2 separate regions of the Homo sapiens genome follow, and region 1 is linked to region 2. Evidence: chromatin contacts called from ENCODE Hi-C data. All regions are on one chromosome and are shown on one strand. The core of a region is the stretch at or near the end of the contact, and the rest is flanking DNA. Distances in the headings are between cores, read along the strand shown.

Evidence for each region. Hi-C counts contacts between places; a loop is a spot of excess contacts on that map. Pooled maps may share reads with other maps.
Region 1: a loop to region 2 is called in a map of K562, with 3 times the contacts of the local background. The contact joins two enhancer-like sites. A Hi-C loop is called at or near these places in 5 of 168 maps with a recorded cell type or tissue (IMR-90, K562, PC-9 and 2 more), 19 of 37 single-sample maps with no recorded cell type and 13 of 50 pooled maps.

Annotation. Positions count from the first base shown.
Region 1 is chr2:16,625,932-16,630,362 of GRCh38, reverse strand. All of the region lies in intron 1 of CYRIA (CYFIP related Rac1 interactor A), which reads left to right. Among named protein-coding and RNA genes, the nearest start is that of CYRIA, 38 kb to the left of the region's middle. Within about 2 kb of position 1,947, at least 5 of the 41 ENCODE cell types and tissues checked have a DNase peak (open chromatin) inside an H3K27ac peak, as active enhancers do.
Region 2 is chr2:17,302,135-17,306,789 of GRCh38, reverse strand. No RefSeq gene overlaps it. Among named protein-coding and RNA genes, the nearest start is that of RAD51AP2, 210 kb to the left of the region's middle. Within about 2 kb of position 3,154, at least 2 of the 41 ENCODE cell types and tissues checked have a DNase peak (open chromatin) inside an H3K27ac peak, as active enhancers do.

The sequences.
Region 1 (4,431 bases), core at 698-3,197, 680 kb after region 2:
TAAACACCACCTCTGAGGGTGGCCTGGGTCCTCTCCTTTGCTGTAGAGTACAGTGGTCAGGGCCCAGGTGGGGGTCCCTCAGATGTGAGTCCAAATGCGCACTTCGTTATCTACTCGCCATTAACCCAGAGCTCATCACTCAGCCTCTCTGAGTGACTGTCCAGCTCCTTATCTGTAAGATGTGGATAATAGGAGCACTGCCATTTCCAGCAAGAGTGGGGCGAGGGCTGGTAGAACATCCAGGTGATGTCTAGACCATGCCTGGCACACAGTCAATGCTCAGTGAATAAGGGTTGGTATCTTCTGCCCCATCACCATCATCACCGGCGTGTTGGCCTCTGACTGTCTAGGACTGCCTGAGCCACGGCCACTCCCAGTTAGTCACTATCTGGTCTCTGGGCTTCTTCCATGCTCGGCTTCCCACCATGGGAAGGCTGCATGCTGGGTGGCATCAGACAAATCCTTTCCTTTTCTAGGTCTTAAGCATCCCCCAGAATAACATTATAACATATAGTCATAATCACAGCTGTTGTGTGTTGAATGGTAACCCGTAAGAAGATAAGTGCATTCCCTAATTCCCACAACCTGTGCACATGGCCTAATTTGCAAAAAGGTCTATTTACCAAAAAATCATCACTTGCAGAAGCCCCTACACAAAACAGGTAAAAAATATCTCTATTCCTTTTATCACAGGATGAGGGCCCAGAGCCCTGCACGTCAGTGCCTCCAAGAGCCCTGCCAGTTTCTAGGGCTGCTAGGAGCTGGCAGGCTTCTCTGGGGCCTCTGAAAATCCCTGGCCTCGAGGTCCTATGATGCTCCATGATTAAACATACGCCAGAAACGGTCTCTTCAGAGAACAGACAAATGCCCTCTGCTTTCTCATTAGCTCTGCACTTTACCTGTATTGATGGGAGAGTTTGTTAAGAGTGATTTCCTGGCTTCAAAAGAACAGCAGATTCTTCCTTCCTCTTGTCAGAGATTCCTAAGAAGGCAGATTCTTAGGGAAAGAGTAAAACAAAAACGAGCTTTAAACACCACCTCCTTCCCCACTAGGCCCAGTCAGGGGAAAAGGGAGGATCTCTCACCAGGTTAGAGCTGCTCACTCCCACGCATGATGGGTGCCTGCTGGCAGCAGAAAAAGGCCAGGCCTTGTCTTAGAGATGCGCCTGTCCCCTGAGGACCCCAGGTCTGTGTCCTCCCAGTAGACTGCGGTTTCTCCAGCAGGTCCAGTAGTGGTGGCAGCTGTATTCCCGTGCTGGTTTCCCATCTGCTTGTCTCAGGCTGTCCTCAATGGGACAGCCACAGAGTCCTCACTCTTGAGGGACAGGCTGCTTATCAGAACAGCTGGGTATTAGGGTTCCGGGGCTTCCAGGGCACAAGGAACCCACCAGTCTTTTAAAATACACTGTTTGAATTAGTGACACCCTGCCTTCTCAAACCATAACATGACTGCTTTATAACCAAGTGGCATCAGCCTGTTTATCTATAAGGCCAACAAGCTCCGTGAATTCAGAAGACAGGCAGGTGAACACAGGGAGAGTGGATTATTTGGAAAGAGTATTTGTGTGGATTGGGAAGCAAGGCATTGCCCAGAAGGGTCCTCTACCAACACAACTGGACATAAAAATAACCAGCCTGTGGGAGTGTGGATTGTATTCGGGTGACTGCATGTTCTTACATGCCTAGGACAGTCCTGGTGTCTGCCTGTTGTCCCAGCAATATTATTAAAAGGGCCCCCTTTCACTCTCAGAGGTATCCTCGTTTGGATGATAAACCATTAAATCACCCCAACTGTATGACTGTGTATATAAAAGTGGTTAGCAGCACTTAGTGTGGATGTGTAGCGTAGGGAGTATGTGGAAGTAAACGCCTGTGCCCATGTGCTCTGACAGCCCAGAAGCTGGCTGTGGGTTAGCACAGCTGCACAGTTGTGGGTAAGTCACTTAACCATTTCACAGCACACACGGCTTTGAGGTGAGATCAGGGGCCTCACAGTCCGATAAATGGTGGTTCAGATCCTTTCTCATAGCCTGCTAGCTTTGACCTTTATAGAATTACTTAGCTTTCCTCAACTGCAAATTAAGAATAATCATATGGACCTCTCAGAGTTGGTATCATTTTTACATAATCTATATACACATCTAGAATATTTCCTGACAAATCATAACCTGCCAACAAATGGTGGCTGTTGTTGTTGTTATTATTCTAGGGCTGTGACTGTTTTTGGCTTTAGCTCTTCATTGTAGAAATGGTGAGAGATGACCCCTGTCTTTCCTGGCTTCCCAGGCATCATGAGGCTGAAACCCAGTGGCATCCCCGAAGCCTGGTGTCCCGGGCATGTGTGCACTGCTGGTGCTGGGGATGCAGAAAGGGAACCGCCTGCCTGCCCGCCCAGCTGCTCCATCTCTCTGGGACATAGGAATTGGCTTTCCAAGGCATCATCCCCTCCACCCATCTCAGGCCCTGCCTTCATCCCCTCCCTGGCCCAGCCATGCTGTATAAACACCAACACCAGGATGTCATTTACTGGTGTTGCCTGACATTGGTCGGCTGCTACCCAGAGGGCACTAGGTACCAAATTCCTAATTCTGCCTGCACAGCAGCTGTCAGTCTTTCCTGCCTGGAGAGTCTCCTATCTTCCTTCTCTCCTTTTGAAGGAAGGTGTCATCTGTTCCTAGTGTATTTGCTTTATTCTCTTTCTTTCCACTATTTGGCTTTGCAGAATTTGAGCCAGACTGCTTAAGTTCACACCTTGACTCTATCACTCAAAAGCTAAATCCCATGGACAAGTGACTTAATCATTTTGTGCCTCAGTTACCTCTTCTGTAAAAGGGGACAATAATAATGCCTACCTAGTTTGGTTGCCATGAGGTTTCAGGGAGTCACTACATGTACAGTGCTAAACAAAGCCCAACACACAGTAAGTACTTGATCAGTGTTAGCTATTTTTATTATCCAAACACCTGCCCCTTCTGGTTTCTCAGTGTTGCTCTGTGCTTCTGGCATTGAGGGACTCAGTCTAAGCTCTGCTGCTGGTGAACTGTGGGCACAAGCATGCCCCACCCTGGGCTTTGGGTCCCTTGATTGCCCACCCCGGAGGGTGGGGACACAGTCTTTGGGGCCCTTTCGGCCTCCCGTAGTGGATATTGCCTTCCCTTCAGTTGTTGTGCCTTGCTTTTCTATTTCCAGAGCCATTCAGAAGGGGAAGGCAGCAGCCGTTTGAAGCTCTTCCCTAGCCCTCCCCTGAATGGGGTGGGGTGGGACAGGACATGGGGAAAGGTCGCTAGACTGGAAGACAGGAGATGCCTATTTCGGGCCCTAGTTCTGTTTTGAGACTCTGGATAAGGCACCTCCTGTCTCTGATTTCGGCTTCTCCATTTATAAACTGGGGTGATTACCCCTCAGCTTTGTACCGCTCTCAAAATGAGCAAAGATGAAAAGATATGGAAAAGCATTTCACTGGCTGCCAGGTGCTACAGAAGGGCAAACTCCTGATTGTGTTGTGTGGTGTGAAGCCCCACCAGGCCAGGCACAGGGCATAGCACTGTGGAAGTAGCCTGGGCCGCCTGTGGCTGCTTGGATGGGAGCAAATGCATGCTGGTGTTGCTGGTGATATGTGAGGTTGTGCTGCCTGTGGAGATGCGAGATGAGAGTTTTCAGTTTCTTTCCCCCCTTGCTCTCTGTTCTCCCTAATGGACACTTGGCCCCGGGGTGACTCACACAGTAAACCATCAGCAATTGCTTCAGAAGGCTTGGAGTCCTCTCAAACATATGCTGACTTTTTGTTGTTCTATGTTTGGTTTGGAGTAGTGGGGCAGATCCCTGGGAGGCCATTAGCTGTGGGACCTGGAGTGAGCCCCTGCCCTTGGCGAGCCTTTGTGGTTGCATCTGTAAGGTGGGAGAAGGTGGGGTGAGGGTGAGAGCTGAGTGGGGGTCCGTGTTAACTGAATGCTAGTCCATGGATCAGAGCCAAGTTGGTGGCACTAAAACCCTCTCAGAAGATTTTTAACCGTACAAGTTTCCTGACCGCTGCTCTGGATTGGGTCTGTATTTTTTGTGAGCTTCTTAGATGCGTAGCCAGTACAGGGGGCCCGCTGGAGTAGGGGAACCAGTATGTGATGGCTTACGGGCTCTGCATTCTCTACCCCTTGGTGCCCATCAGGGGTCTATGAATAGTATTAGCATTAGTAGAAGTGGTATTCGGTTATTAAGTTATTATTAGGGTCATCTCTGTGTGTGGTTGTTCAAGTTACCAGGTGACTGTCATTCTTTACAATGTGCATTTGGAGTTGGGGAATTTCTGTAAGCCTCAGTAAGTAAATGGAGTCAACAAAATGGACAGGAAGACAAGCAGGAGGTGTCTTAGAATGATGATCAGGAGGAAACCCGGTGTTCCGCCTGACTGACCCTCTTGGTTTTGTGGTGGAAAAT
Region 2 (4,655 bases), core at 1,905-4,404:
GGGGGAGAAGATAAAGTGAGGGGTCCTACATGCAGGCTGGAAATTTGGAATTGCTTTTGTTGTTGAATCATTAAAAGCTTTTAAGCTATGGAGATACCTAATTGGAGTTGTATTTTTGAAGCACCATTTAATCAGCAGTGTGATAGATAGTTTGAATTCTGGGGTAGGCATGGAGATAGGATAACCTGCAATAACCTAGACCATGAGTTAGCATTTTTTAAAATATATATCAAGAGTAAGACAGTAAATATCTTTGCCTTTTTAGGCTGTGTATGGTCTGTGTTGCCACTACTCTTTTCTGTCATCATTGCCTGAAAGCAGTCCTAGACAATGTGTAAATAGTGGGCCTGGCTGTCATCTAATGAAACCTTGTTTACAGATATAGGTGGAGGGTCAGAATTTGGCCTAAGGGTTATAGTTTGACAATCCTTGACCTGCACAAGCAACAATGAGGGCCTAACCTAAACTAGAATAGAGTTAGTGGAGATAAAAAGAAAGATAATTAGTAAAACTTGGTAAAGAACTGGGCACGGAGGGGAGGAGGTGAAAGGAGGAAGAATCAAGGTAAGTCTCAGGAGGCCAGCATAGGCTGCTAGGTATTGCTACCATCTGAGATTCAGAATATAGGGGAGTATGCTGGGTTCATTTTTCATTTTTTCACTGGCTGAATTTTAGGTGCTTGAGGGATAGGTAGGGGCAGCAGTACATGGGCAAGAGAATATTTCTGAGGGACTTTTGACTGTCATAGGAAATGTTGCTGTCATAGTTCTTCAGATTCCCCCATGTTGCATTCGCTCACATTTAAAATATTTTCCTTTTAATCATCTCACATAGAGAATGGACCATTTTGAATCCGTTTTATGTTTTCTCCTTATAAGAAATAGGCCCCTTGTAACCAAGGCAACTATGAATGGACCCAAACCTTCAAGGGTGATTTTTCTCATGCAACAAGAAAACAGACCTATTATTTTTTCTGGAAGATTTCAGCCTCCCATCGGGCAGTTTAAGTTCACTTCCATGTGGCAGGTAGAGATCCTTTCTGCTCTTTTGTCTGAAGTTTGGTCAACCAGAAATTTGTGTTTGCCCAGTAAGTCCCCCTCTCTCTGCCTCCCATTTCTTGTTCCAACTGTGTACTGTTCAAGGGAACACTTGACACCAGAAATGGCCTTTCCTTTACTTTCGACAAGAGCCAGAGTTTTTCATAGTATGAAACCATAGTTTCAAGATCTCACCTTTCAGAAGTGATGAAGACTGAATTGCCTAGAGATGCTTTAGTGACATTTTGCTAGGGGGTAAGGACTGCCATCTCTCTACCAAAGAAATCTTTCCTGGATCGATTTCCAGAACCACAGGCATTGATCCCAGCAGCCACAGTATGGCTCTGTGCAGGAGAAGAAAGGGCCAAGACTCAAGGGACCCAGACTTCTGGAAGTGTCATTGAGCATTTGCCTAGCCTACCATATCTTTGAATACCATATCTTTTTGTTGAAACATAATAAATCCCCATTTTCTGAAGCCACATGGAGGCCTTATTATTGCTTCTAATCTTTGGAGTATTTAGGACAGAGAATAAGCACAGCTTGGAGTGGGGAATCAATAAATCAAACACTATATCAGTGGTTTTCAATTCTACTTACACATTAAAATCACCTTGGGAACTTTTAGCAGATACTGATGCCCAGATCAATTGAAAACAAATCTCTGGAGATAGGGTGTGATAATTTGTACGTTTTCAAATCATCCAAGATGATTCTAAAGTGAAGTAAGCTATGTTGAGAATCATTGCACTAGAATCAAGATTTAATTTTTGATCATTTAGAAAATGGCAGAGAAGTAAGAATTAAACACCACTCTCATCTGCTAGCCTGTGAAGAGCTAATATTTAACCAGGTAGCCATATTTACTCAAAGAACATACTCTAATCATTAAAAGAGCTTTAAAAATGGCATCTACCGAAATTACCAGTTCACTATCATACCCCGCTCATCCTTGTCTATGCCTGTCCTGTCTTCTTCTGGGTCGACTGACCATAAATGCATAAAATAACATTTGATTATAAATAGGTTTCCCAAGTTAAACAGGCAACCCTTTAAAAACCATATTACAGGCCGGGTGTGGTGGCTCACACCTGTAATCCCGGCACTTTGAGAGGCTGAGGCGGGCAGATCACGAGGTCAGGAGTTCGAGTCCAGCCTGGCCGATATGGTGAAACTCTATCTCTACTAAAAGTACAAAAATTAGCCGGGCATGGTGGTGCGTGCCTGTAGTCCCAGCTACTTGGGAGGCTCAGGCAGAAGAATTGCTAGAACCCAGGAGGCGGAGGTTGCAGTGAGCAGAGATCGTGCCACTGCACTCCAGCCTGGGCGACAGAGCAAGACTCCATCTCAAAACAAACAAACAAACAAACAAACAAACAAACAAATGGATATTACCTTCAATAAGAGTAGCCATTCTTCTGCCTTATGTTCTAAAGAAAATCGGATATCTTTATTTGTCTATTTATTTAGAGACAAGTTTTCACTCTGTTGCTCAGGCTGGAATGCAGTGATGCGACCACAGCTCACTGCAGCCTTGAACTCCTGAGCTCAAGCAATGCTCCCATTTCAGCCCCCCAAGTAGCTGGGACTACAGGTATGTGCCACCACACACAGTCAAATTTTTATTTAATATTTTGTGGAGGTGGTGGTCTCACTCTATTGCCCAGGCTAGTCTTGAATTTCTGGCTTCAAGTTATCCTCCCACCTTGGCCTCCCAAAGTGCTGTGATTACATGTATGAGCCACTGTGCCTGGCCTGGATATCTTTAAATGCTGCATCCTAAATATACATAAGTGAAATACAATAAACACAATATGTGAAATATATGTCAACAATGTCTACTGACTGAGTGACTACAATGTTTTGGGCTATAGTTCAGAGAAATAAACCCTTGAATTAGTGCTCAGTTTGGAGGGAAGATGTGAGATGTCAATGAATAGTGGCAGAAAACTAACATATTGGGAGCAGTATGCCGACACTGGGCAAGCTGAATGGCAGATGAGAAGCACAAGGAAGGAGGGCAAGGCAGAGCTGGGCAGAGAAGGCTCCATGGAAAAAGTGGTATGGAAGCTGAACCTGGAAGGAGGCTAGACTTTGAGCATGTGGCTGTTAGGTCAAGGGTTTCCCAGATGAATGAGTCCAATGAAAATAAAAAGTTAGGATCATTGTTGTATTTTGGTGAAGTTTAGGAAGCAAGAAAAGAGAGATCTGAAACGCTCACTTTCATAACAGAAATAGTTTGTTTTTCATTTTTCATCAATGACAATTTTCAAATGCATATTTTATTCTCCTTTCTCTTTTAAGATAGCCATCTTAGAGTTAAGCTTTGTTTCCTAGTTTTATAAATAAAACCATTGCTCCTCGATGAATCATAATGCAGCATAGTATTAAGTGTTCAAGGTTAGGTATAGGAAGCTCAACAGTGTGGAAAATGTAAATATGATTTCTCATATTTTCTTGCTTAATTGCTAGATAGCAAGTCTCAGGCATTACTCAGAACCACAGCGGATGTGGGAGATCCTAAAATAGATTCTTTCCCTTTGTCAGATCATACATTGCAATGGAGAAGGGCACAGCCAGGTAGTCTGGCTGATCACAGGTTTGTATTGAGTCAAGTCCGGTAAACTCAGGTAAAAATAACAGCAAAGCACCCTCTAGTCCTGGGTCATTCGCTATTTAAGTAAGCAAAGAGAATCAATTCAGTGACCATGTAAGAAGCACCTACTTTAGGTTTGGCTATGCTAATGATGAGGCATCAACATTTAAGGCACACTCAATCTCTAGGTGATGAGCTGTATATAAAGAGATGAGGCACTGGTCTTTTTTTTTTTTTTCTCCTTTTCTTTTCAATGAGCCAATATTACATTGGTGACTAAAAATTGTAACAACATGTGCCCTTCTAGCGATGAAACTGCTTAAGACATCAAGGCTCTGCTTTCATTTTGTCCTCCCATAGACCCTTACTCTCTTGCCTAGGTTTTCAGCTAAATATTTTGAAATAGGGACTTATGATTAGACTAAAATTCCAGAACATAATCTATATCTAATGTCTTCTGTGTGATGCGTCAACTATTATTAGACTACTGTTTAAAATGCTACATGTATATTTTTGATAATCAGGTGATTTTTACCTCTGAAAATGAAAACAAAAAGTTCTAGCCCAAATATCACTAGGTGTAACTAATCTACACATAGTGAATGAGAGGACCTCCCATTTGGCCATGCTGAGGTTTCTTTAAGTGGCTGTCAGCCCTTCTGGCCTGCATCCTGGAAATGCAGCTGCAGAATGCATAGCAGCTCCTTGAGGCTAATCATGAGGAGGGGGAGGCTAGTCGTTCTGGCTGCACAGTGGGTACTTTGCCCTTGTGTTAGGCTTCAGAAATTAGCCTATCTGCCTGGAAAACAGGCAATAGCATCAGCAAAGAACAAGGGCTAGAAACTCAGTGAGAAGCTTCCACTGACCTAAAGAAGCCTGTTAGGACAACTGCTTATAACTTCCATACAAGTTTTTCCTTTGGTGTCACAGCTTAAAGGGACTCAAATCTGTGTGGCAGTGTTGGATGCCATGCATAGGGGTGCTATGGATGACCTCTCAGTCCAAACTGCAGGGTAGCTGAG